Regions from separate parts of the Homo sapiens genome. Here region 2 is linked to region 1. A link is an interaction called in ENCODE POLR2A ChIA-PET data of the cell type or tissue named here. Cell type or tissue: CD4-positive, alpha-beta T cell. All regions are shown on one strand. Links, peaks and the distances in the headings refer to the core of each region. The heading gives the core; the rest is flanking DNA.

Region 1 (15,853 bases), core at 6,444-10,443:
TCTCCCCTCCCCCACTTCTCCATCTGTATATAATGGGGTCAGATGACTGTTGACATGGGTGATTCTGGTCCTAGATGACGCTCGTGGTCTCATTCCAGCTTGGGCTCTGTGGTGAGCTGGGCGAGTTCTTTCCAGCCCTCTCTGAGCCTCCATGGCCAGCTTTGCCCCTGGAGGCTCACACCCATGTGGGCACCTGCAGGCTTATCATGAGTCACTGAACACACCCTCTACCAAAGAGCTACTTGAACCCCAAAGATTGCTGCACAGTGAGGGGTGTAGCTCACAAAGGCTGAGGAAGACTGATACCTGTTCCCTGGGGGGTAACTGGCTGTTTGAGGAGAGGCCAATTGCATATTGAATGGGGTGAGTCTAGCCGGCAACAGGGAGAGTGAGGAAATCAATGTAATAAGGCCCCTGTGGGCATTGGGTTTACCACCCACTACACCAGTTTACCGATCAGGAGAGTAAAGAACAGAGTGAGACAGTGACTTACCCAACACCTACAGTTAAGCCTGCAACCCTAGGGAGGAATGGGGTGGACAGGAAATGGCACCAGACAATGGAGTCCACTCAATTTCCGGAAGCATCCTACTTACTCCCTAGTGCTGAGAGTAGAGATTTTGCGTCCTGGAATGTTGAGGGCCTGGGCTTGGAGGCCCTGGACAGACTCCTCTGAGGTCTGCCCCAAAAGCTCTGACAGGGACTCCTGTAAAATAAACTGATGGCATTTCTGGGTGGGTCATGCAGACCTGTCCAAGGCCTCAGGTTCTGCCCTCCCGCTGCCCCCAGGACCCAAAGGAGACCTTTTTCTTGGAAAAACCACAGGCTCCCACAATGCTTCCCTCAAGTGTGCAGCTTGAGTGCCCTGGGGCTCAGCTATGTGCTCAGAGCCTCCTCTCCTGCAGGCCCTGGAAGAGAGCTACAACACTTAACTGGCTGCAGAGTGTCCTTGACTCTGGGAATAGAACCAGGCTGCACATTCCCCAAGGGCAGGACTGGAGCAGCCCTGTCCCTCCCCTCTGGCACCAGCCTGGCACACAGCAGGCTCTCAGGAACACTGCTGAAAGCACAAGTGGCCTAGGTGTCCTGGTGAGTCCACAGTAGTGTCTCAGCACCAATCTACTCTCCACAGGGTAGGGACAGAGCTCAGGCCTCTTTCAGTGCCCACATTGCCTGGTACAGTGCTGGGGGCACATAATGAGCCAGGATCTATGCTATCTGTTTAAAGGGACCTGGGTTTGCAGCCCCCCACCCCCACTTCAGGAGCCCACTCCCCTTCTCCCCTGGGTGTGGGAACCTTTATCTCACTCCAACTGGTCAGAAACAGGGCTCTGCAGAGCTCCCTGGAGCCCAGGGAGGCAACTGGCCAGAGGTAGCTGGGTGCCGCCCCTTCTGGCTACGACTGGTGATGGCGGTGGTCCCAACACGGCCCCTGCCGTGACCTGACTCCTATCAGTGGGCAGGAGAGCCCCTCCTGAGCCACGCTCCCAGAAGGGCTGCTGTTCAGGGTAGGTGGGGCAGCTTTATCTGCTGGCCATGGAAGTGGTGTCTTTCCTGCCCACTTCATGGACCTGTCTGGGAGGTCTGGCTCTGGGTTGGGTACTGGTTCTGCCACTACTCCCTGTGCAGCCTGGGGCAAGCCTACAGCTCTTTCTAGTCCTCCATGTCTTCACTGGCACAGCAAGAGTTTGGGAAGATCTCCAGGTTCATCGGGGGTTTGGTGAGTCCACCCTGACTTGAGGTCTGTCCTTAAGCCCCAGCGAAGGGATTAAAGGGCCCTCGGCCTCCCAAGCCACTTGGAGAAGGCACAGTTCCCACAGGCTCCCACAATGCACCCCTCATGACCCCCTATGCCTCTGGGCCTGAGGGGCCTGCTTCCAGGAGGACAGCTACCTTACAACAAAGGGCTGCAGGTGCCCACCTCCAGGACAAGGGGAGAGGGGGAAGGAAGCCTTTTTAGAAAGGGAGAGCAGGCTGTGGGGATGGGAGGAGACAGGTTTCTTTTGGGGGGAATAAAAATGTTCTAAATTTGGTTGCGGTGATGATTGCCCAACTCTATGGATATTCTGAAGACTACTTAATTGTACACTTTAAATGGGTAAATTGTATGCTATGTGAATTATATCTCAGTAAAACTGTTAACAAAGTGTGAAGTCTACCTGGCTTGGAGCAGCAGTTCTCAAATTCAGTGCCCAGCACAGGCTCTGCAGATGATGCCCAGCCAAGCTGTGGGAGTCCAGCCGAGGGTGGGGGCTGGGGCTTAGAGGGGGTCAGGGGTGGCTCAGGCCTGCTTGCTCAAGGCCTGGGTGCCCTGGGCAAGGGTGAGTGGCCTCCTCCTGCCCATCTGGGACCTGGGGTGAGACCTAGGAACAACCACAGCACTTGGTCCTAGAGCTCTCAGGCAGGTTGTAGCAGGCTTACAGCCACTCCCACCGATGTCACAACCTGGGCCACGCACAGGAATTTTCCTGGCCAGGTAAGGGGCTGCTCAGGCAGCCTGGCCACTGGGGAAGGGTGGACTGAGGGTCCCCATGGCCACCCCTGCTTAAATAAAGCAGGTGGTCAAAACTGGCAAGCCCTTTGGACAGTCGTAGCCAATTCAACAGACCACACAGGCATAATTTGTTCAATTATTTATTTATTGTGGAGTATTTTACATGCAAGAACCCAATTAGAGAGAGGGTATCTGGAAGGAGGGCCAGTGGGGTGGATGGATGCTCTGAGCCTCGGGTGCACTGACCCACCCTCCAGAACCAGCTCTGCCCACAGAAACACATGACAGTGACAAAAACACTAAACTTCTAGGACGAGTGGACAGCAAACGCGACATTCAACACATTCCTCTTTTCAGTAGCCCCCAACAATCCTGAGAATCCTCACAATTAAGTGCAAACTTTAGGAAATAAATATCCGTCCCCCTCTCCGGGAGAGCCTGGAGGTATGGACAGACAGAAGCAGTTCTGACTCGGGGGCTGATGGCTGCTCCCTATGGCTGGTGGCCGCAGGGGAAGCCTGACTTGGACCCCACAGATAGGAAGGGCTGGTGACGGGCACTGGGGGAGGCGAGCACTTCAGGGGCTGACAGACAATGTCTCTGGGGTGGAAACACTTCTCTCTGGGTGGGGAAGGCCTACTGTAACCCAAGTGGGTGAGACGTCCCCAAAGCCGACAGTGCAGAAGCTCCCAGGGACCACTCCAGCAGTGCCAGAGGCTGAAGCCAGGCTGCAAGCAAGTGCTCCTCCACACTGCTCTTCCAGAGCTGCCCCAGGGGCTGGCCTGGCCCCAGGTGGGCCCATGGCCTACCCCAAGCCATCCAGAAGGCTGGGCCCAACTGAGTTAGAGATGCGTGTCTGCGGGGGCCCAGGGTGGGGTGTGGCAGCGGGAAGGAGGGGGGCAGGAGCGTGAGCATCGGCAGCAGCTGCCCTGCGAGCATCTGTTGCCCTTGGGCCATGTGGAGCCCTTGCCCCAACTCTCCGGGCTGGGTCCTCTCCTCCCCAGGGGCTGGAGTGACAGCACAGGCCCCAAGACCACCAGGTGGCATGGTGGGGTGGTGGGGGAAGGCTAGTGAACCAAGGCACCATCACTCACATGGAGGCGCTAATAGAAAGACAGGAGGACAGACGGATGGTCACCTTTCCCTCTAGCCCAGGCCAGCAACAACCCCTTGAGGCTCCAAAGCTCCTTGTCCCATGCACGCTGGTAAGCGAGCCAGTCATTCTCTCAGCCTGGCCACAGATGGCCTGCTCAGTGCCTGGAGACTGCCCAGGCAGGGCTACTCTGCAGCAGGCAGGCCAAAGGCCCATGGTGCCAGGGGCCCAACTGCACATAGCGCCATTCTCTGCCGCCCAGTGGCCAAAAAGGTAGGCAGGAGGGAATGGTTAGTTTTCACATCTCAGCAACAATGAACGCAGAAAGGGTTAAACACATTCCCAAGAAAATATTTTGACAAAATAAATATTTTAACCTATAATCAGGTATAATTAGTGCTTATAAGGAATCCCAGCAATAATTTAGTGTAATTAAGTATATACTGTATCTGTGATTTCTAACACTCACGGAGAGGCTGGTGGGCCTTGAGAGTCCAGGTTTCCTGACAGAGCCGCACCCCCTTCCTGGACCAGGCAGCCTAAGGACTGTGCTCCCCAGATGGTGGGGTCTGGGAGCAGAGATCTCAGGACAGGCCATCTCGCCAGGGCTAAGTGGAACCCACTCTGGGGCACCGGGGCTATACTTGCTTCCTGTGCAGGCCTCAAGCAAGAGCCCCCTCTGCCTACAGGTGGGGCAGGCTACCTCCGGATAGGAGGTGCAAGCAGGCCACCTGAGGGGTGGCTCCAGGCTAGGAAGGCAGGTGACACTTGTCAGCATGGCCAATGGCCTCCTGCCAGCCCATACAGGTCCACCACTCCCTGCTGCCCCTGGGGCAGCCAGGCCTCTCCAATGATGCCTGGCAACCAGCTGGCGCTGGCGCTGGAGCTGGAGCGGGGCAGTTCTGGGAGTGGGTATGAAAAACAGTTTTGCTGGGGGCTCCCCAGGAGGGCGCCTATTTCAGCTTCACGCACTATGGAATCCCTGCTCCTTTCAGAGCCTCCAGGCTCCTGACTTTTTGGGACTCCTGGTTCCATGAGGCAGGGAGGCTGGCTCTTCCCTCTGAGGACACTGGGTCTGGGATGCAGTGCTGAGGCTGCGGAGCACTGACTGCCCGAGGTCGGACCGCCCACCACCCGCAGGCCCAGCTCTGGCAGGGCCTCAGAGACAACCCAAGTCACAACCCAAAGGCAGCCAAAGGGCTGGGGCCTCTGGGTGCACCTGGGCCATCCCAGCCACCTTTTCTGCAGCTCAAGTGAAGCCAGCTAACTTCAGCAGTCTTCACATTCAAGCTGGCCTCAGGGGGGTCTGTCTTTGAGAAACATTGAGGAGGCAGGGGCTCATCAAGCATCAGGGAGCAGAAGGCCCAGGCAGGTGTGGCATGTGCTGCCAGAGAGGACAGGGCTAGAATCAGGCTGGCCACTCCACGGAGGAGCTTCCTGGGTGAACCTGAGCAACTGGAGTGAGACATCCCAGCTAGTCCCACCCTCAGCCAGACAGAGGTTTCCTCTCTGGAGGGAGCTGGAGGGCTGCTAGCCTGGCACAGGGTCCTGGGTCGGGCAGCACTTGCTCTTCACTGGAATAGTTCCTGTTGGTGCTCAGCATGACCCCCAGCTGAAGTCGCCATCCTGAATGCTCCCCAACGACCATGTCGCTGGTCTCTTCTCCCGTCAAGCCCAGCCCCCTTTCCCTGCTTGGCTGGTGGTCTGGGCCGTCCTGCCAGGTGGGAAGGGCTAACTACACCATGGATCAGGAACCTGTGCTGACCTAGGCAGTGCATGCTGGAGGGGACAGGAGCAGACTGACCCAGCGAGCTGGGCCCAAGACACACGGGGATGCATACAGCTGCAGTATTCTCCTTCTGAGCAACAGCAGCCTGGTGGGAGGTGTGGGGCCAGGTGTCTGGCTGGACCAGGGCCTGGGATGACCCGAGTCCCTTGCCCATGGCCAGGAGACACACCAGTGAGGACACGGGATGGGAATACATGTTACCAGCCCCTAGCTGCTCTGCCTGCCTTCAGGATCAGCTTGGGGAGAGAGTATAAATTGGTGGCCAGAGGACCTCTGAGGTGGGAGGAGGCCAGACTGTCAGGAGAGTCTGTGCAAGGAGGCCAAGGCCTATGCCAGGGAGCAGAGCAGGGGCCTTAGTGCTGCCCAGGCCTCTCAGTCACTGGGAACCTCCAAGGATGCCACAAAGCTGTTTGCTGCTGGCTCTTGAGGCAGATGTGTGAGGCTACGGCAGGCCAGGCCACAGCACTGAGTGTGGCCCATGTGCACATCTGTGACACTTCCCCAGGCAAGCCAGAGCAATACCTCCAGTGCAAGTCCCTCCACAAGCCAGGACCAGGTGTGCGGGTGTGAGCCTGCAGTGTGTGCGTGGCAGTTTGGTTTATTGGTAGTGTCGTCTCAGCAGCGTGCCACATGGCCACCATCTGCGGGCTGCCTGCTGCCCTCCCAATTGTCCTTGGCCCTCTCCCTGCCCAGGGAGCCTGCAGGGACCCTCGGTGCCAGGCTCGGCTGCTGAGCCAGCTTGGGTGTGAAGCCTGGGCTGGCAGCTGAATGATGGAGAGAGGGTCAAGAAGGTGAGAGACCCCCACCATGGAGACCCAGCAGAGCCTTCTCAAATGCTGATAAGCCAAATGTCACAAGGTGACAAGTCCAAGGAGTGAGACCAGGCCCATGAGTGCAGCACACCCTGCTCTTCCAGAGATGCCACAAAGCCCCTTCAGGGAGAGAGGGGCCCAGGAGGGCAGAATGCCTGAGAAGGTCGCTGAGCCAGGCAGAGGTGAGCACAGGGCGGGGCCGGGCGTGCTCTTTCTCCATGGGCGGGTGGAGGAAAGACAGTCCGGGTGGTCTGCTCAGGAAGCACTGCCTGGGGCTGGGCCACTCTGCCCGCTCTTCCTGGGAGGAAACATGGGCAGAGGGGCCCATGGTGGGAGGGGAGAGAGTCTCTGGCTGCAGTTGTCCCACCACTCAGAGAAAAGAAGTGGCTGAAGCTGGTCCTGACTAGTGGGAGGCCTGGGAGCAGACACGGTGGCATTTCCATGGAAACACAGGTGTGCAGGCCGTGTGGAGCTGGGGATGTAGGAGTGGCCAGTGCCCGGTGTCCACGGGGTGCGAGCGGGGACCCGCCATCTGGGGAGGCAAACCACAGAGCTGCTCACAGGGCGAAGAGGGCATCCTCTGACCGCTCTGGCTTCTTCCGGCCAGAAGGGTTTGAGGCTGGGGCAGGAGCCTCCATGGGGGGCGAGGGGAGGTCGGGAACCATTTCAGCAGCTTTGGCTCTTTCTTCAAGGAATTTATCAAACTCTGCAATACAAACCAAGGCAAGGGTCAGGGTTGGTGAGGGCAGGCCACCAGAGGAAGCGCACCCTTCCACTCCCCAGCCCGTTTCCTCCTCTAGGGCAGGCATGAAGCCCACCTAGGAGCAGGTGGGTAGGGAGGGGTTCGTGAGCTGCAGTGTGGGGGGAGGCTCCTGGCTGTGCCCAGTCCTCCTGCCCTGGAGGGAAAGGCTCTGGAAAACACAGCCCAGAGTGCTCACCCTACCGCTGACCATTTTCCAGATCAGCACTGGGTTTTGTCCATTTTCCAGATCAGCACTGGGGGTGGGGCAGGGTAAGCTGGAGGGGCCAGCTTCTGATTAAACAGGCAGGAACCATCCCACCTACCCCACCCTTGCCCACCAATGGAGGACTGAGGAGATGCTGAGGAATGCAGTGGGGAGGGGGGAGTGCCCCATTTCTATGGGCACTGAGAGCTAGGGAGCAGGGTCCTCTGAAGTTTCCCTCCCTGCGGAGCGGTCTGGCCACAGGGTCTGGCAGACCTGGGGAGAGGAGGACAGGAGCACGGAGAGGCAGATGGAGTGGGGCAAGATGAGCTTGGGGAGGCAGGATGTGAAGGGCAGGGGATGTGGGGGTGGCCATGTGGGAGAACTAAGACCCCGCTGCTCCCATCCAGCCCATCAGCTGAGGCCCAGGAGAGGCTCCTCCCTTCTGGCTCAGTGGCCCAAGGGTGCTGCTGCGCACCTCCACAAACTGCGTGTCTGAGCTGGGCTGAGCACCTGTGGGTCAGGACCAGGTGGCAATCTGCACCCGCTATTCACCAGCTCTGCAACTTTGTGGAATTGACATGTTCTTTCTGACCTGTTTCCCAATAAGCGAGATAAATCACACTTCCCAAATCAGCGTAAGACCTGGGTGGGACAAAGCCACCCGTGAAGCCCATGGCTCAGGGCCTGGCACCAGTAGGTGCTCTGGCAGCGGGGGCTCCAAGATGATGGGGGCTGGCTCCTGTGCAGCCTGCACAGAGGCAACAAAAGGGGGCTGTAAGGCCACTGGCCAGGCCATACCTTCACTTGTGACACCCTCCTCCAGATCATCACCCTTCTGTGGGAGGAGCAGAGAAAATGAAATTAGGGCACTGGTCCAAGCACTGCCCGCCCAGCCACCTCTGTCTGCCCATGGCCACCCTAGGACAGCACTGCCCAGGGTAGCCTGAACAAAACTTCCTAATTTTCCCTGTTTCCAGATTTCTGTAATAGTAAAATACTGCTCTTCTTATTGGAGAAACAGAAGCTTTGTTTTTAAAAAACAAAAGCAAAAAATTCAAACATGTTTTAGGTTTTGATCCTCCAGAAAGGCTGGAAAGAAAACTCCAAAAACGGTGCAGGCTGGTTCTCCAGCCTGGGCTGCAGAGGGCGGGACCCCACCTTTGGCACTCTTGAGGCTCTAGGGAGAGGCACAGAGCAGTAGCCACAGGGGGCTGAGCCTGAGCACACACAGGGTCACGTGTGCCCAACACAACACCCACTCACTGCCAGCCACAGGGTTTCTGGGAAGACGCTGTTGACACCAATAGCTGGAAACCGCATGAGGCCTTGATGGCTCAGGGCCACAAAGCCCACAGCACAGGGCCTGTCACTCAGTAGGTACTTTGGGAGTGGAGGCTGTGCCTCCAGAAGCCATGTCCTGCAGCCTCCTGGGAGCTGCACCAGCCTCCTCCCGTGGCCCAGATTATATTATCTGCTGCTGGCTCCTCAAGGAGCCATGGAGGCTCTGTGCACTCAAAAATTAAAGTGCATCAGACTTGATTTTGTTTGGAGAACATGGTAGTGTCTTGAGCTCATGGGGTTCCCTGGGGACTGGGGAAGAGCAGCATGTGCAGGGCCTCATTGGGAAGGGGCAGGATGGGGAAGTGACAAAGCCCTGGGCTGGGCTAGGAGACCTGGGTTCCTTCCTGACTCTACCACTGACCTGCTATGTAGCCTTACTGGACACATCCCCTCCCTGTCTGGACCCTGGGGTCCCCCTTAGAAGTTAAGGACCTTGGTCCTTCCTGCCTTGCTTCTGTGAGAGAAGCAATTTCTTTTCGAGACAGCCCCTTGGGAAAGATGTCCCGGGGTGTGTTCTTCCTCCCTGACACCCAGGCAGCTGCCTTCTTTGGCAAGGCATGTGTTTGGAAAGCTGACCTTCTGGGGAGGAGGCCCAGAGCAGCCAGAGGCCCCAACCTGAGGCCTGCTGTCCTGGTGTGGGAGGTAGCCAGGTCACCAGCCCACAGACAGCCAGGCTGACCCTGTGGTTAAAGAACTCAACAGGCTCTTCTGCCTGGGGACAAGGCCCCCTACAGAGGAGGCACCTAGGAGGGAGATGAGGTGTCTCCAGCTCTGGGGGAGAATCCAACTACCCCATGACTCTGGGCAAGCCACTTCCCAGAGTGCACTTCTTCATCCGCCACCCTGGCCCCCTACTGGGCTGCTGAGAGTGAAAGTGCTTTGTAAAGAACAGAGGGAGGGGCCAGCAGTTATCACATGCAGCCACTGCAGCTCTCCTTTCTTGGGACCTGTTGCCATTTTCAGATGCATAGTATCCTCATCTTCTAGCCCTATCTCTGAGGATGGAGACAATGGGTCTTTGGGGCAGGGGTTCTTTTACATCAAAAATCAGGAAGGGAGGAGGGGGATGACAGCCAATTAAAAACAAAAGCACTGTGTGTATACTTCACAATTAAAAAAAAAAGAAATGAAAACAAAACAAAACAAAACAAAAAACATGCTCCCCCAACACTCCCTCCCCCAAAAAACCAAAGCACGGCACATACATCTGAAATGGAAAAGATACTGGGGGGAAGGCAAGTGTGTGTTTTGGAGCCAGCTACGGCTAGGACTGTGTGGGTGAAGGAGGCTGTGCCCAAGGCCTTGCCCCCAGCACAGTTGGCCTCCGCAGGCCGGGAGGCCACTGCAGCACCCACAGCTATGGGCTGATGTCGGGGAGGAGGGGCAGCTATGGAGCTTGCCCAGACCTCCCTTCTCCACTGACCCAGACAGGGGTGGAGCCCCTGCTGATGCTCCCCCAAGGCCTGTCCTCAGAAGAGCCTCTGCCGCTCCACACCCCACAGATGAAATAGAAAAGTCGAGTCTCACCAGGTCGGTCCTGAGCCACACCTCAATGTCGTCCATGACAGATGGCTGCGCAACGGGGATCTATGGAGGCGGCAAGCAGCGGGCCAGGCAGCCCCCACACAGCCAGCGAGGGGAGACAGAACACCGGAACAAAGGAAATCATCAACAGCAACCCCAAATAAAACCAAAATGTACACAGAGCAAAAAAACACAATTGGCACAGCACACAGGGGCAACACAGGGCAGCCACGTGTGAGATGGCAGGTGAGGAAAGCAATGAGGTGCAAATGATAAGAAGCAGGCTCCCGGCAGGGCCGGCGGTAAGGAAGGTGGCTGTACGCGTTCTTGAAATGGAGAACTTTTTGACTATGAGTGTCCACTCTCACATTGCGGGGCCTCTCAGCCCGGGGCTGCAAAACACCTTCTAACTTCAGGAAGGCGCTGCCACGCAGGCTGATTTTGAACTCAGCCACTATGACAGTCCGCTGTCAAGCCCAACCCAGGGAAGGCCAAGTGACAGCCTGCCCAGAGCGGGGTACAGGTGCTCAGAGGGCAGGGCAGCACCAGCCCCGGGGGGATGCAGGGGGTCTGTTTGCTCCGCTGAAGAGATTTTGAAATGCGTCCTGGTGCATTTCTGAGTGGAGAGGGGAACTGGAGGAGGTGCGTGCTCCGCTGGGCTGGGTGTGGCCTGGTAGACAGAGGCAGGCACATTTTACCATCAACAGAAACACAGCAAAAACGAGGGCTCTGATGACAAAGGGGACTATGGGGCTTTAGTCTTCTTTGTGTCTCTTTAGGGGAAATTCATGAAGCAGCCCTGAAAGCAACAGCTCCCTTTAGTCTCGTCCTTTCTTCCCTGTGTTCAATGGCTGGCTGTGCTTCAGGAGTCAAAGAAACCAAGTTCAGCTGAGCACTGGGGCGCAGCAGCCAGAGCCAGGGAGGTGACAGCTTCCAGGCATACTAAGGTGTACCACGGGGTTGCCTGAGCAGTCACCTTGCTTGGGCCCCTGTGCCAAGCACCTCAGGGACAGAGACTCTGAAAAATGCACATGGCTAAAAAGGTTTAAGTTGCCATCAAATATGACATGATAAGAAGCTCCCTAGAAGCCATGTTAATGGAATGTTGGCTCCCAGCCTAGAGAAATGAGGTGATGACCCTTAATCACCTCCTCACCTACCCTGGCTCTGGGAGGTACCCTTCCGGGGCTCACTTGCAAGACCCCTATTTCTATTACAAAAATGCCAGCTCTGTCTATAGCTGGCTTCACCCAATGCCATGATCTAGGGTAAGACTAAAGTAAAAATAAGCAGTAAAAGGAATGCATACCCCAGTGTCTATCAAATGTAAAAAATAACACGACCTTCACAAAGAAAAAGAACAAAGAACACATATCACCAGCAGTGATGTGACAACTCCAGTCCTGGGGGTTGACACCTGCTGCTGATGGTGGGGGAGGGTGGTTTGGGGTCCCAGGTAGAGTCCAGCACTCTGAGCAGGTATCTACGATGCCACCAGAGCTCTTCACTCCCTCAGTGAGCTCAGCTGGCCCCTTGCTCTGAGGAATGTGCTCTGTGTCCTAACTTCGGACCCAATGTGGGAAGCCCACAAGAGCACTTTCAGAAAGGCCCAAGCCAGTCACTGATCAGATTAGGAAGAGTCTGTGTTGCTCATTATTTCTTTGACTTACTGGGGAGTTAAGAATGTTGAATTGAGCAGGGCACGGTGGCTCATGCCTGTAATCCCAGCACTTTGGGAGGCCGAGGCGGGCAGATCACCTGAGGTCAAGAGTTTGAGACCAGCCTGACCAACAGGGAGAAACCCAGTCTCTACTAAAAATACAAAATTAGTTGGGTGTGGTGGTATGCGCCTGTAGTCCCAGCTACTGGGGAGGCTGAGGCAGGAGAATCACTTGAACCTGGGAGGCAGAGGTTGCAGTGAGCCGAGATCACGCCATTGCACTCCACCCTGGGCAACAAGACTGAAACTCTGTCTAAAAAAAAAAAAAAAAAAAAAAAAAAGAACATTGAATTGAAAAGGTATCAGGGAGTCTTATCACCCAGACATGAAACCTAGGGACAGGAGGCATGTGGGTCCTCACTGGGGGGATGGACGCACAAATGACTGACAGATGTGTTAACAATGCCTAAGGCTGGCACTTCCTTGCCCTTGCCCATCAAAAGGCAGTAGGGTACACTGCTACTCTGTGCTTGCTGGCAGGCCTTCTGCCTTGAGACATTCCTGGAACAGGACACACCAGTTATCATGCTCTCAATGACTGTAAGTCAGAATGTGTGGCCTCTGGGAGGACGCATGCCATGCTGAGTCCCCAAAACTGAAGCTTAGAAAGTCAGCAGCATCTCCAGAGAGAAAATAGTCCCACACTAGCGGTTAGAGTGTGCACCAGCCCTTTCTTTACACCTGACCAGCTTTTGTCCACTTAGCAGAAACAGACTAGATGTCCTGAGCTTTCCAATGTGTTGCAAAAGCTACAACAAAGACATTAAGGGGTCAGGGGCCTTAAACCTTCAGATTTTTCTTGTAATTGTTTTGTTGCTGCTAAAGAACAAATCCCTTGAGGCCTGGGGTCATACTTTAATTTTCTTCTTTGGGGATAAATCTTGAGAGCCAACATGCTCAGAAAATAAACAATGACACTTAAGAAATTCCTCACCTCCTCAAAAATAACTTCCCAAAAGCTGGCTCATGGGAACCCTTTTCTTCCATGTCCTAGATTTTTCCAAATAAGTAGTATGTTTATGGAATGGCATCCTCCAGACCAAGCCCTAGAGGGCACGCTGAGGAGAGTGCACTGGGTGGGGTCCATCTGGGCCCTCACACTCACTGGTGGCAGGACCTGGGGTGAGTCGCTCCTCTCTGGACCCCACTTTCTTCACCGGAGAGCTCCTGAGTTTCTTCTATCCTAAGAAGCCTTAGAGATTTGGGTGGAGAGGCAGGAGCAGGGGACAGAGGCCTGAGCAATGCTTGGCCTCAATTTCCTCATCTGTGAAATAAGGCGATTGCTAGATTGTATTTGGCTTTCAATTCTTATGACTCAGAAACCTTAACTTTCAGGTTGGTGCTTCTGTTTTCTAATTCAGAAACCCAGGGATGTCAGAAATTATGGAAACTGACTCATTACAATATAGAAGCCACTTGGCCTCAGGGCGTGAACCATGGTGGAGCAGGGTGATGGTTAACAGTTAAGCTTATATAACGTAAGCTTAAATTGACTTTCTTGTGGCCAGACACAAAACCTTAGCTATCTAAACCTCTTGTCCTGGTAAATAAATGCCTTGAGTATTATAACAGGGCAAAGTTCCTTCTAATAATGTAGGTGCTATCAGACTCAGACTAAACATGTACACTGCTTGGAAAATATGAACCAAAGAAACTGTGGGAGGCCGAGGACGCGCTCCTTGTCAGGCTGATGGGAGGGAAGTGGGGCCCTGGTTGGAGCAGGGGGCACTGCGCTGAGTCTTAGGGGACTCTGTTTCTTCCCTGCAGCTTTGGGCAAGACACCAGGCCCTTAGGAGGCCTCGGTATCCTCATCTGTCAGACTAGGGGCTGGCCCAGCAGATTCCTAAGAAGGCTGTTGGCTCTGATGTGTCATAGTTTTATTTTTATTTTTATTTATTTATTTAGTTATTTATTTAATTAATTAATTTATTTAGAGACAGAGTCTTGCTCTGTTGCCCAGGCTGGTGTGCAGTGGTGCGATCTCAGCTCACTGCGACCTCTGCTTCCCAGGTTCAGATAATCCTTGTGCCTCAGCCTCCTGAGTAGCTGGGATTACAGGCGTGAGCCACCACACCTGCCTAATTTTTTTTTTTTTTGTATTTTTAGTAGAGACAGGGTTTTGCCATGTTGGCCAGGCTGATCTCAAACTCCTGGCCTCAAATGATCTGCCCAGCTTGGCCTCCCAAAGTGCTGGGATTACAGATGTGAGCCACTGCACCCAGCCTGACATGCCATAGTTTCAGCATTTTCTTGGGCAATGATCCAAGCTGAAGGCTGGTCTGAGGGATCTGAAGAAGCGTATGAGTTGGAAGAGAGGGACAGAAAGGAAGAAGACATGTGAAGAGAGAAAAGGAAGGAAGCTAGCAGAGGAATGCCCTCCAATAGAGACTGCTGCCTGAAGCTCAGCCCCTCTGAAGATAGGTAGGCCAGGCTGGCTTGGCTGAGGCAGTGGTTAGACCAGCCCTGCCCATTTTCAAAGTCCACAGACATCTTGGATGTCAGAAGCCACAGGTTTTGATCTGAGTGGCAGGTGAGCCATCCTGCTGTCAGCTGATTCTCACTTGGAACTGCAGGCAGGGGCAGCTCTGCCTCAGGGATCAGGAGGGAGGGTTGCCTGCCCAAGGGGGAGAGGCATGTCTGTCTGGTACTCCAGGGGTTAGGATTATCCTTCCAGAGTAAGAGCCTTGGGGGCCTCCAGGTCTGAGGAGGGAGTCCCGCCCTCCAAACCCAAGCCTGGGTTTTGGCAGCAGCATTCTTTACTAACCTACCTCTGTTCTTGTTTTGACTTAGATTCTCTCACATGAGGATATTTTCCTGGCTGCACCCTGCAAAAGGGAGACACCCCTAGCTGATCACCAGCCAAGAGAGGCAAAAAGACCTCACACTAGAGAGGCCAGGGAGGGAGAGCACAAGCCTAGCAGTCTCCCTGAGAGCCGCCCGGCCCTAGCCCATTGACAAGTCTCATTTCTCTTCAACCAGTAATAAGCCTGGTGGTGTCAGTTAACTTCTGTGTTGGCTATCCACACACCTGAGTCCCAGGAGCATAAGGGTTCCAACAGATGCTCCTCTGCAGCTTCCCACAGCCCCATGCCCACAAGGAAACCCACCTGTCCAGTTTTCAATGTAACAAGAACAATTTCTGTAGCTCAGGTGTACTATTTCCAGAGAAGCTGTGAATCCCTTCCTATGTCACTTCAAGCACCACCCCACTGGGACCAAGTCTAAAAGCCTTTGATCTCACTCAATAGTACAAAAAGTTTCCAAGTAAAGAATTTGTACTCAGGAGGCTTGAAAAGACTCAAGGTTTCTACACTATGGGAAATAAGGCAAAGCAATTAATATTTGTTGTAAAGAAAAAAAAAAAAACAAACTGCAGTCAGTCAGGCAAGACACCAGGTTAGCTGTTAGTTAGGTTTGTTTCTGGGAAGTTAGAGACTGGAGCTCTACGTGGGACCTGGCAGTGGCGAGGCAGTCTGTGTGGGCAGAGACAGGCACCACCACCAGCTGCCAAGGCCACCCTCAGGGGAGTTTGTGTGGGCAGTATCCTTTTTTGCAGGATTAATAGGCACAAGGGCATGTGGGCTGGATCTTCCCAATGAATGGACATGGTTTCCAGAAGCCCTGCTGCAAAGGCCCCTGACATGTGGGCCAGAGGCCAGCCTGTCCCTGAAGAAGCAAATGAGAGGCCTGGGCCAGCACATCTCTCTAAGAATGGGCTTGGGGTCTAGTGGAGGAACTGCCTTCTCACGCAGAGCAGCAGTATGCTGCTACTATGAGAGGTGGCAGGAGACCTGCCCAGGCTGACAGCAGAGCTGTGCAGAGGGCACCAGCCCAAGCTGGGTGGCAGGCAGATGCCCCTTGCTCCCACGGCTCTGGGTGATCCTGCATGGCCCAAGTTCCTACTCACTGGTCACGCTTTGCTCAAGCAGGTGGACCCTGTGCTGCTTGCAGTCTAGGACCTGCTGGCCTTTCCTCTGGCCACAGCCTAGCATAGCACACTATGGGCAGTTATGTATTCCTCTCACCCCACCCCACCTGGAGGGAGAGGCACATGTTTGCACTGCTTTCATCATCTTTCCTTCTCTGCATTCTCTCCAGCTCAGGCTCCATCACATGTACCACAGCTTTGGGCT
Region 2 (15,853 bases), core at 9,550-13,549, 180 kb before region 1:
GAAGCATTTCCAGATCGGTTGATCAAATATTTACTGAGAAATTACCAGCTGGGCACAGTGGCTCATGCCTGTAATCCCAGCACTTTGGAAGGCCGAGGCAAGTGGATCATCTGAGGTCTGGAGTTCAAGACCAGCCTGGCCAACATGGTGAAACCCTATCTCTACTAAAAATACAAACATTTGCTGGGCGTGGTGGCATGCGCCTATAATCCCAGCTACTCAGGAGGCTGAGGCAGGAGAATCATTTGAACCCAGGAGGCGGAGGTTGCAGTGAGCTGAGATCGCGCCATTGCACTCCAGCCTGGGCTACAAGAGCAAAACTCCATCTCAAAACAAAACAAAAACAAAAACATAAACAAAAAAGAAAATAAACTACTATATTCACGGCAAAGACAGATTAAGGACAAGGCAGTTGAAAATGAAATGACAGGACCTGAAGAAAAGTGTGTTTCCCAGAGCTGCTCTCACGAGCTCTCCGGGAGGTGGGAGGGTCACTCAGCCCCAAGCTTTGTGAGATGTTGGGTGTTGGTGTGTGGCCAGGTATATTTACGTATAATTTACATACAATTAAACTCATCAATTTTTAGCATACAATTCTATGGATTTTGACAAATGTGTCAAATCACATAACTGCCTCAAGCCCCCTTGTGGTCAGGTCAGCCTTTTCCCCATCCCCAGTTCCTGGCAACCGCTGATTAGTTTTCTGTCCCTATCATTTTGTCACTCCCGGAATGTCACATAATAGAATCCTGCAGCCTACAGCCTTTCAAGGCTGGCTACTTTTGCTCAGCATAATCCACTTAAGATTCACTGATATTTTTGTACGTACCAGTAGCTTGTTCCTTTTTTTTGAGACGGAGTTTCACTCTTGTGGCCCAGGCTGGAGTGCAATGGCACGATCTCAGCTCACTGCAACCTCCGCTTCCTGCGTTTAAGCGATTCTCCTGCCTCAACCTCCCAAGCAGCTGGGATTACAGGCATGCACCACCAAGCCTGGCTAATTTTGTATTTTTAGTAGAGACAGGGTTTCTCCATGTTGGTCAGGCTGGTCTCAAACTCCTGATCTCAGTGATCTGCCCGCCTTGGCCTCCCAAAGTGCTGGGATTACAGGCATGAGCCACCGCGCCTGGCCATTTGTTCCTTTTTATTGACAAATACTATTTCCTTGTCTGGACATACCGCATGTTGCCTCTCCATTCATCAGTGGATGAACAATGGGCTGTTTTCACCAGTGCACTTGCCTTGGAATCCACAAACTGCAAATGGCAGTGGCCTTGCCCATCCCACCCACACCGCTGCAGTGCGCGGCCTGCTCGTTGGGCCACAGATACATGAACCTCCACCTGCCTCAGGGCCTCTGCACTTACTGTTGCGATGCTTGCGATGCTCTTCCCATGACTCTGGCCTCCTTCCTCAGAACCTCTGCTCATAAGTCACCTCTCTGACCACCCTGTCCTCAGTTTCCACCCCATCACTCTCTGTGCCCTCCTCCTGCTGTTCCTTCTCCCAGCACCCACTGGAGTCTCTGGTTTTGTTTGCTTGTTTGTGTATTGTCCATCTCCCACCAGACTGGAGACTGGAGACCCTCAGCGGAGGAAGTCTCTGTTCATGGCTGTATCCCCAGGGCCTGACACAGAGTGGACTCTAAATATGAGTTGAGTGAGCAGCTGCTGGTACAGGATCACAGGAGGATTAAATGAAATAGCGAGTGTGAGTGCCCTTTGCAACCTGCTGTGCTTATTGAGGGGGAAACAGGCTGAGAAAGGTGCAGTGACCAACCCAGGGCCACCAGGTCAGAGCGATAGACACCCAGGCCTACACCCCTCCCTGGGCCACCCTCCTGTCCACCCTGCCTCAGGGCCAGCGTTCCTAAGGCACATTACACACACACACAGCCCACAGACACCCAGACCGCACACACAGCTCAACACCACACACAGACAAACGCCCTCAATGCAGACATGCCCAGCCTTGCACACACAGGAAGTCCACACACAAACACCAGCACACTGCCTTGAACACGCAGGAATAGCATTCACACGCCCATCCCCCTACACAAACACACAGGCCACACCCACACGCCAAAACACACCCCCAGCGTCAGACCTTGATGACTGACAGCCCAGGACTCCAGTGGGCTTGCGTCGCCATAACAACAGACGGCTCCGAGTCTTGGGCTGTGAGTGTGGTCGGGCTGTGAGTCACAGCTGCAGCAGACGCTCCGCAGAGCAGGAGCAGCCTGGCCCAGTGCGGACTCCCCAGTGCCAACCTCTTATGGACGCAGAGTGGACCCTCTCAGATGGGTGTGCAGTGTCCATTAGCATTACCCACAGGAGGGATGTGGCCCTCAGGTGTCCCCTGTGTGCCACACACTGGCGTGCGCCCAGAGCTTCACACACATTTTCTTGCTTAATCCTCGTGGTGTCCTCACCAAATCAGTGTGGCCAGGGAGACCATTTTACAGATGTTGAAACTGAGGTTCAGGTAGGGGAAGTCCCTTGCCTCACTCAGGTCACACAGTGAGTCACCACCAGGCCTGAAATTTGAATTCAGGTCTACTGAACCATGAAGGGTCCTCTTTCCACTGCCCTGAATCCAATCCAGGGGAGCTCCCAGCTGTGCACACCATTTCCAGACAAGAGCAATAGATTATCAGCTCTCACTTGCACCAGAGTTGGTTCTGCCCTTGTAGAGCTCCCTTGGTAGGTAGTGAGATCCCCATCATGAGCAGCATCCAAGCAGAGACTGTCATAGCTGCTATGGAGAAGCATCAAGTATCAGGGGACAAGGGGTTGGACCAGACGGCCTGGCTTTGAGTTGTAAATGACAAAAAAAATTATTGGCAAACAAAACAGGAATATAAAAGCTTCAGGAACAGCTGGATCCAGCTGTCAGATGTCATCAGGAATCTTCTTCTGGATTTCCCCTTCCTTGGGGTTCACTTTCTTCTCAGAATAACCTTCCCTAGCCTAGGGTAGACCTCACAGCTGCAGGCTTACATCGGTCGTGGCCCCCAAAAGCAAGCTTAATAGATGTTTGTCAGATGAATGCTAGAAGCATGATAAGGTTGCGGGTCTCAGTCTAAGTAAATCCCAACTTGACCTCTGGGAGTCACTCTGAGGAGGCGCAGTGCTCATTCCTGTGTGCCAAATCCCATCATCTCTCAAACGTCGTATGATTGAGTTAGATTGTACTATGCACTTCACAGACATTAACTCATGGAAATCCCAGGCAGCCCTATGCAGTGGTCACAATCTCCATCTCATGGACGGGGACACAGGGTCCCAAAGAGGCAAAGTGTGGTACCTGAGGTAGGGCTAGAGCCACACAGTGCCTTACCAGGCTGAGATCAGGAGGCCGTACCTCTGAACGAGGGCAGGACTGTTCTTCACAGGCAGCTTTCCTCCAAGGAGGCAGAGGACGGCACTGGCACGTTCACTCAGCAGCCAACATTGGCAAGCACCCACTCTACCCCGTGGCCCGGGGTGCCACTGCCCATGGAGCTTGGAGGTGCCAACTGCTGCCAGTGACCTTGGGTAAGTCATTTTGTGCTTGATCCTTGCATCCCCATCTGTAAATGGGCAGGTCACCCCACTCAGAGGGGCAGAACTCATGTCAGTGGTTGAACGCTTCTGGCAGTACAGCCCAATAGAACTTCCTATACCAGGTCCCACAGGGTGGCCACACACCGCTCCTGAACACCAGAAAGTGACTAGTATAATAATAACAATTTTAAAGGCCGGGCGCGGTGGCTCATGCCTGTAATCCCAGCACTTTGGGAGGCCAAGGTAGGCGGATCACAAGGTCAGGAGTTCAAGACCAGCCTGGCCAACAGAGTGAAACCCTGTCTCTACCAAAAATACAAAAATTACCCGGGTGTGGTGGCATGTGCCTATAGTTCCAGCTACTAGGGAGGCTGAAGCGGAAGAATCGCTTGAACCCGGGAGGTGGAGGTTGCAGTGAGCTGAGACCGCACCATTTGTACTCCAGCTTGGGTGATAGAGTGAGACTCTAAAAGAAACACACACACACACACACACAATTTTAAGTTTTATTTCTTTTAAATTGATTGAAATGTACCTAGCTACACGTGGCTAATGACAACCATATTGAGCAGCAAAGCTCCAGGGTTCTAGACAAACAGCAGATATTAATTTTGGTTTTGTTCTGTTTTACTAACCCCACCCCATGCTCCAGTGCAGGCAGCCTGGTCCCTAGCTTGTCTCAGAGAGCTTTGCTGGCCTCCTTTGCCAGACCCGGTGGCCAGACTCATCATGGCCTTGGGACCTTTGTGTGGCTCTGGAGAAGAAAGAAGCTCCCAATAATGGCTGAGATTCAGTTGCCCACCAGCCAGCAGGATAGGGGCTTAGAACAGGATGTAAGATGATTTAAAGAAAAAAAGGGGCTGGGCGTGGTGGCTCATGCCTGTAATCCCAGAATTTTGGGAGGCCGAGGAGGGTGGATCACTTGAGGTCAGGAGTTCGAAACCAGCTTGGCCAACATGCTGAAACCCCATCTCTACTAAAAATACAAAATAATTAGCCGGGCGTGGCAGCCGGCGCCTGTAATCCTAGCTACTTGGGAGGCTGAGGCAGGGGAATCGCTTGAACCCGGGAAGTGGAGGTTGTAGTGAGCCGAGATCACACCACTGAACTCCAGCCTGGGTGACAGAGTGAGATCCATCTCAAAAAAAAAAAAAAAGAAAAAGAAAAAAGGAAGCTGGCTGTTTCTGGCACACCTGGGTTTTCCACTGGGTCTATACCAGGTGCACAAGTGCCTACTCCCCACCTCTATACCCGCACAACCCACCACGTGGACATGCACCAAACACACCCCCCAGCTGTGTGTGGACACAAGCAGCCAACACATGCTCTGTGGCTTACTCCTCCCATGCTCCTGGGCCTGGGCTGAGGGTCCAGCAGTTCACAGAACATCCACGTGGTCTGGGCTTCCAGAGCCTGTCCATCCTCCATCCCCTCTACCTGCCCAGGATCCCCGGGCCCCTGCTGGCCTACAGGAGTAAATGGCCACCTGCACACCCTACACACTCACGCCCAGCTCTGGATGGACATGAGGCAGGGCGAGGTCTGGGCGGTAGCCAGGAAATCCTAAGCTGTGAGTGTTCGTTCCCTGTTGCTGCTGTAAAGAGTTACTACACATGTCGGGGCTTAGAACAGCAGAAATGATTCTCTTGCAGTTCTGGAGACTGGGTGTCCAAAATCAGTATCACTGGTCTCGAGTCATGGCGTCTGTGGGGCTGTGCCCCCTCGGAGGCGCCAGGGGAGAACCTGTGCAGGGCCCCTTGCAGCCTCAGCCAGCTGCCCTGGTGATCCCTGGCTGTGTTTGCATCACTCTGGTCTCTGCCTCGGTGGCCGCGCAGTCTCCTCCTCCGTGCTTGTGTTGTCGAGTCTCCCTCAGCCTCTCTCTGTTGTGGACACTAGGGACAGCATTTAAGGAACCCCTAGATAGCCCAGGATCATCTCCTTATCTCAAGACCTTTAACTTTGCACATCTGCAGGAGCCCATTTTTTGGCTGTAAAGGGGACACCCACACGTTCCAGGGATGAGGACCTGGATATCTTTAGGGGCCATTTTTCAGCCTACCATCATGAGCCGCAGACACTCCGTGGCCAGCTCCCAAACTTAGCTCTGGCTGTGGGGCCGGGTACAGTGACAGACCTGAGACCCCATCAGCGCTGACACCATAGGCCCCAAGAGCCTGTGACCATGGCTGGTGAGAGCTCCCCAGAACAGTGGGGCTCTCAGAGAAGTAGAGTGAGGAGCACAGAGAGACGGATGGGTAGGTCCTGGGAGCAGGAAGGTATGAATTCAGGGGAGGCACACCGTGGCCTCCAAGCTGGGCCTCCACAGTGTCTCACTTCATCTTCCCACAGCCCTTGACAGATTAGGAAACCAAGGCTCACAGAAGCAACAGCTAAGTCCTCTGTGCAGCTTACCTCTGAACGGCCCCACAGAGAAGCTGTTAGCAGCTCCAAGTTACAGGGGGAGGAAGTGCCTGCTCAGAGGTGATGTGACTTGCCCAAGGTCACACAGCAACAGGTGGCAGGGCAGAAGCATGAGCCCTCTGGCTGACTCAAGCACCCACCTTCTTGGTGCCTCACCAGGTTCCCAGAAGCCAGAGGGTGAGCTGGTTTTGGAGAATGACCAGGATTTGGGGAAATGGAGAAGGAGGGTAGATGAACTTTGAGAGCTGAGTGGATCAATGGGATTTTTTTCTGGCTTTGGAGGGAGGTGACCTCAGCGTGGGGGTCAGTGTCTCTGCTATTGGGCAGGTTCCTCCTCTCAGGGGCCCCAGAACAGACTCCAACAACGTCCATCCCAGCAACAGGTGGGGGTCTTGGGAGGGTTATGTCTAAAGGGCTGTGTTCACCCCACAGATGACTCTCAGGGGCCTGCCATGGCCCCTCCCTCCTTGGTTTTTTCTCCCTTTTGTCTGCTGCCCCCATCCCACAGGCCCTGGAGGGCAGCAGGAAGGAGAAGGGCAGGGGTTGTGGCATGGCTGAGTGCACCCTCATTTCTAGGGACTCAGGAGAGCAGAAAGAGCTGAGTGCCCCCCAGGAGCAAGCCAGGAAGGGGCCATTCTTGCCTCCAGCGGTGGCTGGGAGCTGGCCCCATCAGGAATGGGGTAAGGCTCCAACCAGCAGCCCTGAGACCCCAGCCTGGCCCTCTAGGGCTGCACACAGAGTTGCACACACCCCACCCACGTGTGTGGACAGATGCACACCCCTCCCTCCTTACACCTGGGCCTCTAACAACAGTTAGATGCCACAGAGGGCCTGGGCACGCCATCTGTTGTTCAGGCCACACCCTGCTCTTGCTCAGGTGGAAAACTCTGGAGTGTCCTGGGCTCCTCTCCTCACCCCACGTCAGAAATTCTTGTCTATTCTACCTTCAAGGTATATTTGGAATTGGAATCTTTTCATTGCCCACAGCCCCACCCTGGCCAGGGCCCCCTGGATTCCCAGGCCTCCTGCTCCTGCCCTGGCCCCTCTCAGCAGCCAGGGTGCACTGTGAGGACCTAGGGGAGATCCCAGCTCTCCCTGAAGGACCCCGTCACTCAGGGTCTGAGCCAGAGGCCCCACTGTACACTGTGGCCACCCAAGCTGGTCCTGACCCTCTCTGTCCTTGCCTCCTGCTCTCTGCCCCCATGCATTGCTCTTCAGCCCCACAGGCCTCCCCACTGCTCCCGGCACACTCCTGCCTCAGGACCTTTACACCTGCTGTCTCCTCTTCCCAGCTCCCCACACATCTGTCCCCTGCCTCCCTCAGGTCTCTAGAGGCTCTAAGACCACCTTCTCTCACCTAACTAACAAGCTGCTTCCCCCTCCCACCCCCTCCCGCACCCCCTGGGACACTCATCATCCATAGCTCCTATATTTACCTTTCTATTTTGTCTGTCTCTCTCCTGCCCCAGATACCCACTAGAATGTTGGCTCCATGAGGACATGGATTTGTGTCTGCTTCAGTCACTGTTGCACCCCTACCCAGCCCAGCATCCGGGGCATTGCAGGCTCTAACACCTGTGGAGGGAAAGAGTGCAGACAGAGACAGGCAGGGGCAGGTGACCTGTACACACTCAAGGCCTAGCGGGGCACTGGCACAGCTGCACATGCCCACACCTGCGCACACACACGCACACGCGCGCGCGCACACACACACACACGGGCCCTGAGCTGAATGCCCTTGGCTCAGTGGGGCCTTGGACGACAGTCTGGCCCTGGCTCTTGGGCAGCTGGAGTCTTTGTCCTCACCCAAGACTGCCAGCCCACCCCAGCTGTGGCTGCTGATGCCCCAGATGGGCCTGCACTTCTGAAGAGAAAGGACCAGTTTCCTGCAGCCAAACCTCCAGTGCAGACCACAGAGCAGCCACGGCATCTGAGCTCCTCTCTCCCTCCCGCCTCTGCATCCCTGACTCATCCCCCACCCCAGGGAGGCAGCCTAGGCCCAACTGCCCCACTGAGCAGAAGGGAAGGCTGAGGCAGGAGGCTGAGCCAGCCAGCTGCCCCCGTTAAAGGAGAAGCAGATAGACGTGGCTTCCAGCCCAGCCCCTCCCTGGCTCAAGCGGTCACCTCCCAAACAGTCTGACCGCAGTCTGTGGGGGCTCCCTGGGCACCCTTGAGCCATGCGTGTGCAGCCAGTATGCACACTCCCGCCAGCCGGCCCCTCCAGCCCAGCTTATCACTGATGACTTTCCCAACAGAGATCGATAGAAAACCTTTTATCTCCTTCCCCGTGGTGGCTCAGACTCAGGCCTCAGAGCAGAGCTGGCTCCTGTTACTATGGTGACCCTCAAGGACCTCACTGACTCCCTCCCATTCACCCCCATCCCCACTCCCTCCTCCCTCCATCCTCCCTTCCCCTCCCCCACTCCCACTCCCTCCCCATCCCATCCTCCCTTCCCCACTCCCTGCCCCAGCCCCTCTCCTACTCCCTCCCCACCCCCATCCCACAGCCTGGGATCAATGCTGGTTCCCTACAGGGCCTGCACACCTCCCGGCTGCTCATGGCTGACAGGGAGGGGCCTGGGGGGCTCCTTGCACCCACCCAAGCCCCATCTGCTCCTGGTCTCGACCTTGCCAGTCCCCCACTTTCATGCCAAACTACAGCTCCAGTGCCCGATTGAGGCCTCCCACCTGCCCACACCGTCCTCAGCATTCTGTAACTGCTCACTTATATCAATGAGTTGTTTCCCCCTCCATACAGACAGATGGCACCCCTCCATACAGGGCTGCTGGGAGCTGTGAGCATTACATAAGCACAAACCTATGTTGAGTTTGGCCTGTGGCTGATGCTCAAGATATACTAGCCATTGTTAATAAGCCTCAATTTGTGCATTTATTAAATAGGTATAAAAGGTATTATGGTTGTAAAGATTAAATGAGAGACAGACACAAATAGTTTAGCTCACGGCCTGGCACGTTCTAAACACTACATCCATGAAGGGACACACAGCCTCCCTTCTTCCTTAGCCTCCTTTCTTCCTTTGTTCTTTGAAGGTGTTTAGGTATGGGGAGGAGGTGGGAGGAACAGGTGCATCCCCGCCCTCCATGGAGGCTCCATAGCCTTGGCCTGCAGCATGCAGGCCAAGGAGAACAATGCCCCATCAGGGTCCAAGTAACCTGTGCCCTCTCTCTGCCCACAAAGCTATATTGGTTGTGCCTCACTTTGGCGGAGGCCAGATTTTCCTCCCATGTTACCCTTGCCTTCCTGCCTGGAGGCCGGGGCTGCTCTCTTCCTTCTGCCTGGAATGCCTTGCCATACGGCCAGCCCCACAATCAGGGAACCATCTTCAAGGGAAGTGCTATGGCACCGAGATCTGGAGCCAGACCCCCCGGGTCCACATTGCAGCTGTGCCACTGCTACCCTCTGAGGCAGCTGCACAGAGGCCTCCCAGGACCCCACACCCTCATCCCCGGAGCCTACCAGTGCTCCCTCAGGTGGCAAAAGGGTCTTTGCAGACGTAATTAGATTACGGATCTTAAGATTGTTGCAGGCTATCTGGATGGGCCCCAAATGTAATCACAAGTGTCCTTGTATATAAGAAAGAGGCAGAGGGAGCTTCGACTGAGAGGAGGAGCTACGCCGATAGAAGCGGAGGTTGCTGTGATATGAGGATGGAAGCAAGGATTCTCCCCCAGAGCCTCGAGGAAGAGCCAGCCCTGCCCACACCTTGACTTTGGACTTCCGGCGTGCAGAACTGTAAGAGAATAGATGTGCATTGTTTTAAGCCACTGGGTTTGTGGTCATTTGTTCCAGCAGCCGCAGGAAGCACACACACACGCTGCCTCCTCTCCTCATCTGTAAAATGGGGCTGGTTCAGGACCTCCCCCCCGGGTTCTTGGGAAGCATAAGCGAGTTGGAAGGAGCAAAAAGCTTAGAAAAGTCAGGGATACTATTTTTTAAATTGCTATGCCACAGCGATTTGCTGAGGAAGACAGCATTCCTCCTGCCTTCAAGAAATTCGCCACCTGGAGCAAGGGAGACTCACAAAGAATCATGATCCCAGAGGCTGTTAGAGGCTTGTAGAGTAGGCCTGGGCACACTGCCCAGGGAGCGGGAGCCTGATTTGACCGGGGGGCCTGGGAGGGCATCCTGGAGGAGCCCACTCTTGAGCTAAGCCTGGAAGGATATGGAGGGAGGAGCCAGACAGAGCAAGAGGGGAAGGGCATCTTGGGCAGAGGGAACAGCACGTGGGGCTGCTCAGAGGAGTAAGGGAAGAGGTAGTTGAGGAACCTGCAAGTCAGTCTGCAGGGATGGGGCCTTGGGGGCATCACGGAGGTGGGGGCAAGCCAGGGAGCCACATACTGGAAAGGAACAATTGCTTGGGCCACCGTGAGGAGGGTGAATGGGGGTTTGAGACCGAAGGCAAGGAAACCAGTTGCAGAGATTGTGGTCTGGCAGGTAGTGAAGGGTAAAATCAGTGGAATTTCAGGACAACCTGAAGAAGGTGGGTGAGCAGAGGCAGTGGAGGGTTGGCAACTTCCTGCCAAGGGGAAGGGATGGGGGTGGAGCAATTCCCGAGATGGCAATGACAGTGATAATGACAACTAGTGCTAAAATTAGTGCTTACTATATGCCAGGGAATGTGCAAAGTGCTTGATACGCCTTATCTCAGTCTCAATCCTGGAATTGTGATTATCAGCAGGGAATAGAGCCCAGAGATGGAATCCAGAGCTGGGAACAGCGAGGTGTGGGAGGCTGGGTGGCGGGGGTGGGGAGGGGAGGTGAGGAAATGGCTTTCATATAAACAAGATGAAAAACTGTTCAGGGACTGCTCTTGTCATACTTTTCTATTATTAAAAAAGAAAGAAAACACATGTTTTATTAGTAGCTAAGCACTTTTATTTAATAACAAAAAATCTGTAGGGCCTGAAAGCATGGCAATTCTAACCCCTCTATTTAAAAAAGACCTCTGAAGTACATATCCCTTAGGACTGTGCATGGGTAGTCAAAGCTTAATGACCAGCGGGGGATCAGGAGGGTGGAGGGGTCTGTGGTCAGCAGCTCGGCTGTCCTGGTGGTTTTATTTCTTGAGCTGACAGTGGTGAATGCAGGAGTGATCAGTGAATTATCTTCCATACCTTCTTGAATATCTTAAATATTTTATAATTAAAGATTGGGTGTGACTGATATTCTCCGGCTCTACATGAAAGCTGGTTGGAGGTACTAAGTCACATTCACAAATTACAGGATCTCTGTCCTCCTAGTCAGCCTGAGTTTCTTTCACCACATCCTGGCTCTGTTTGCATACCCCCAGAAACGGGAAGCTTCCTCTCTCTCTCTTGAAATTGCCTGGGGCCCTCTTTGAACAGCTCTAATTGTGGGAAAGTTCCTCATAAAGAGCCAGAAGCCTGGTCCAGTCCCTCTGCCCACTGGAACCACACAGTCTGTGTGTGATCACACAAAGCCCAGGCGGCCCTTTAGATCTTTGAAGACAGTGCTCATTCTCCTTTTCTCCCCATTCCAAATTTTTCTTCTCTGTGTAAAGTCTCAGTTCTTTTTCAGGCAAGTGACAGAAAACCAGCTCAAACTGGTTTATGATAAAAGGTGAATGTATTGGCTCAAGTGACTTAAAGTCCTGGGGTTGCTGAGCTTCAGGCGCAGCTGAATCCAGGTGCCCAGAAGGTGTCTCCATGTCTCTCAACTCCTCATTCTTCCCCATTGGCTCTGTTTTCAGACCCACAGTCTCAACAACTACCCCTGGAGGCTCCAGCAAAGCTCAGTGCTTCCAGCAAAACTCCTGGAGGGCTTAGGTCATTCGAACCATTCCTGAACCAATCCCTGTGGCCAGGCAAATGGGGCAGTTTGGTCAAACCTGAGTCACGTGACAATCTCTGCATCCTAGAGGTAGGGACCGCCCAGCCTGAACCACATGGGCCATAAGTGGGAAAGAATGGTGCCCACAGGAAAATTGATTGTAATTACCACCAAAAGACTAGATGTATTAGGTAGGACAGAGGCTTTATAACAGAGATCCACAATAACACCGGCTTAAACAAGATGGAATTTTATCCCTCGCTAACTCCAGATGCAAGAGATCTTGGGCTGATACAGTTAATTGTATGATTAGGGTGCCCCATAGCTGAGCATTCATTATCTGAGTTGGAAGTTAAGAGTTGTTAAAACATGAATATATTTAGTACTGTCCTGGCCACTTACTTCGTTCCCAGTCAAGCATCTCACCCTACCTAGCACCAGCATCTGTCCACCCCCCATCTGCATCTCTTCTGTCTGTCAGGTCTGCTTATGCAAGCTGGTAGCAAAGGAAAACTTCAAAGTTGTAGAATTTCTTGAAGTTGATGAGAGTTACGTTGGAGAGCTCCTGGGTTCTGCACACAGTGGCTGACAAACCAAGGATCTATCTATCTGGCTGGGTCAGCCCTGTCTAAATAATGAAAACCCCCAACGTGAAGAAAGATGAACCTGTGCTTTGGAAGAAAATGATTTGAATGTCATAGAACTCAGAGTGGCCCAAAGAACTCAGGGGGATGTGATGAAGCATTCTGGTTGTTAGGACCCAGAAGGTTCTAGTAAGGACCATCAGGCAATTTTGTGGGAAGAACTATGCCTACTCCAATGAACTTTTTGTACTCTAATTGTCTTACTCCATTTTCTGATGCTAAAACAGAATACCACTCTGGGTAATTTGTAAACAATAGAAATTTATTTGGCTCATGCTTCTGAAGACTGGGAAGTCCAAGAGTATGGCACCAGCATCTGGTGGGGGTCTTCATGCTGTATCATCCCATGGTGGAAGGCAGAAGGGCAAGAGAGCACTAGACAGTGAGCAAGAGAGAGCTGAACTCATTTTTACAATAAATCCAGTGTCTTGATCATGAGCTCACTCCTTCAATAAAGAGATTAATCCATTCATGAGGGTTTTGCCCTTATGACCTAATCACTTCTTAATAGTCCCACCTCTTAATACCTTCACAATGGCAATTAAATTTCATCATAAATCAGCCGGGCATGATGGCTCACCACTGTAATCCCAGCACTTTGGGAGGCCAAAGAAGGCAGATCACTTGAGGTCAGGAGTTCAAGACCATCGTGGCCAAAATGGTGAAACCTTGTCTCTACTAAAAATATAAAAATTAGCTGGGTATAGGGGTGGCCACTTGTAATCCCAGCTACTCAAAAGGCTAAGGCAGGAGAATTGCTTGAACCCAGGAGGCAGGAGTTGCACTTAGCCGAGATCATGCCATTGCACTCCAGCCTGGGTGACAAGAACAAAACTCCATCTAAAAAAAAAAAAAATAAAATAAATAAATAAATTTCATCATAAGTTTTGGAGGGGACAGTCAAACCATAACACTAAGTATTAGCACATTAATCTAAGAATTAGCATATTAACCTAAATGTTGTTTGTGGAAGATAAAATGTGTATATTTTCATAGTTTAAATTTCATTTTTCAAAACAAAATTCCAATTAAACATTTTTTTCCCAATTACTAAGAAATGTTGGTTCCCAGAGCTTTGACTTGTGGTCAAAGTGGTCTTTTTCTTGGGATAATGAGACCCTTCTTTAGAGTGGGTTCAATGTCTGTCTCACTTGCCAGACTATGGGGGCTGTGTGGTGGGTCCCACATCATTATTCCTGGAGATGGAATCTAGAATGAGGTTTGGCTCGGCTGCACGCAGTGGCTCATGCCTGTAATCCCAGCACTTTGGGAGGCCAAGGTAGGCAAGGCAGATCACTTAACTCAGGAGTTCAAGAGCAGCCTGAACAACATGGCAAAAACCCATCTCTACAAAAAATACAAAAATTAGCTGGGCGTGATAGCGTGCACCTGTAGTCCAAGCAACTTGGGAGGCTGAGATGGGAGCGGTGCTTGAGCTTGGGAGGCTGAGATGGGAGCGTTGCTTGAGCTTGGGAGGTTGAGGCTGCAGTGAGTCATGATTGTGCCACTGCACTCCAGCCTGGGTGACAGAGTGGGATCCTGTCTGAAAAAAAAATATTGCCTAGAGCTAAGTGGGGCTCTCACCTGCTCCCTCTCTTCTCTCTGCTAGAGACCAGAGGCCTTGAAGGAAGGAAGCCCAAGGGTCTCTCCTGGCTCTGCTTCCCCATCACTGCCTCCACTTCCCCGCATCCCTTTCCCTGGCAGAGGCTTCTTGCCACAGGGCTCTGGGCACTCACAAGACCTACAAAAGAAAGGTTCACATTCACATTTGTCTTCTCTGTAGAAGTGCTGGAGGCTGATGGGGTGAGGGGGAGCAGCAACAGTTGGTGGTCCAGAGTTCTACAATGTTGAACTGTTTTAAATCGTCATAAGCCCAGGAGGCACGGATTGCTACACTCCTCGTTAGAAACCAGAGTCTCAAAGAGGGTGAGGAGGTACCCAAGGCCGTGCTGTTGGTGGCACGGTGGCAGAGCTGGGGCAGGAGTTCTGATTTTCCATCTCATTCCTCTGTTACTGTCTAAGCAGAGAGCCTGGGTGACAGCTACCTACACAGAAGAAGGTATTCTGGGAGAGTTTCCTCCCCTCTCTAGGCCTCTATGTTCTCTGCAAAATGGAGATAATAAGACTGAAATGCACATAGTAGGTGCCAAATAAGTACTAGCTACATGCTTGCTAATGGGAGTCCTCCTGCACACTCACACTCTGCCTGGGCTCTGTAAGAACAGCCCGGAGCCTCCATCCAGTTTTCATCGCAGAGGAGGCGGGGCGGCAGCGTGGGCAGGAGCTCAGGCCAGGAGAATCCCTACTCTAAGTATGACTGTGTGATCTTGGGCAAGTGACTTCATTCCCTAAGTGTGTTTCCTCATCTGAACAAGGAGGCTATTGAAATGCAGGTGAGACCTAGTGAGACAGCGGCTGCGGGAATCACCTGGCCACAGTAAACGCCCTTGCATCCTATTGAGTGAGCCAAGGATAAGCGTGGTCCCTGGCAGGGTGCAGGATTCTATCCTGAAATACACCCCCTCCACTTTCTCCTATTCCAGTCCACCGGGGCCTCTCCTCCAGGCAGGAAACATGATCTCCTTTTGACCTATGAGAAAACAGACAGGAAGTTCAAGGCCACACAGATGTGAGTGTTAAGAACCCTGGGGGGAAGGTGTCTGAAACCCAAGGCTGTGTGTGTGTGTGTGTGTGTGTGTGTGTGTATGTGTGTGTGTGTGTGTCGGGGTGTGCTGAGGGGTTGGTCAGCCAGGTGATTTAAATGCGGGTATAGAACAATAGGTAGTGGTGGGGCCCCGAAGAACTTAGATTCCTTAAAGATATTTATTTTCTTTCTCTTTCTCTTTCTCTTTCTTTCCTTTCTTTTCTTGCTTTTCTCTCTCTTATTTTTTTTTTTTGAGATGGGGTCTCACTCTGTCCCCCAGGCTGGAGTGCAGTAGCACTGTCATGGCTCACTGCAGCCTCGACCTCCCTGGCTCAAGCGATTCTCCCACCTCAGCCTTCCAAGTAGCTGGGACTACAGATATGCACCACTATACCTGGCTAATTAAAAACAAAACAAAACAAAACAAAACTTTTTTTTTTGTAGCGATGAGTCTCACTATGTTGCCCAGGCTAGCCTTGAACTCTGGGCTCAAGTGATCCTCCCGCCTTGGCCTCCCAAAGTGCTGGAATTACAGGCATGAGCCACTGCACCTGGCAACGTATGTCAACTTCAAAATTTTCACTTTTTGCTCTGCTTTCCAATCAAAACAAACCTAGCAGCCTGAGTTCGGCCTTTGAGCTGCAAGTTTGAGACTCTGCCCCAACACTGACTTTATTGAGCCTCTGCATTGCATAGCGTGCACACCCCTGCTCACCCTTCTACCTGTGTGCAACTAAGGATGACAAGCAGGGTCAGCAGCAGAAGTGTCTTGGGGCTAGCTCTGCTG

What was found. Peaks named below come from ENCODE experiments on the same cell type or tissue, not always from the same donor. Only the 100,000 strongest peaks of a DNase experiment are listed, where the experiment ranks them.
Region 2: POLR2A ChIA-PET joins it to region 1 with 8 read pairs; 21 of 35 experiments call an interaction of 5 or more read pairs at or near these places.

Annotation. Positions count from the first base shown.
Region 1 is chr17:17,840,890-17,856,742 of GRCh38, forward strand. TOM1L2 (target of myb1 like 2 membrane trafficking protein) reads right to left here. Exons shown (of 15, transcript NM_001082968.2): 13 at 10,004-10,063; 14 at 7,934-7,970; 15 at 2,622-6,894. The coding sequence ends at 6,746. Among named protein-coding and RNA genes, the nearest start is that of SREBF1, 12 kb to the left of the region's middle. RefSeq lists enhancers at 976-1,477, 3,378-3,898, 7,657-8,503, 9,005-9,264, 9,086-9,380. In CD4-positive, alpha-beta T cell, for the core only: a CTCF peak has its summit at 9,267; DNase peaks (open chromatin) are centred at 8,412 and 9,322; H3K27ac peaks cover 2,923 bases.
Region 2 is chr17:17,661,360-17,677,212 of GRCh38, forward strand. SMCR2 (Smith-Magenis syndrome chromosome region, candidate 2) reads right to left here. Exons shown (of 4, transcript NR_131243.2): 2 at 14,851-15,012; 3 at 14,007-14,163; 4 at 12,667-12,797. Among named protein-coding and RNA genes, the nearest start is that of SMCR2, 8.4 kb to the right of the region's middle. RefSeq lists enhancers at 1,744-1,833, 2,324-2,463, 6,116-6,617, 6,618-7,117, 14,045-14,673. In CD4-positive, alpha-beta T cell, for the core only: no CTCF peak of the experiment used is centred there; no DNase peak of the experiment used is centred there.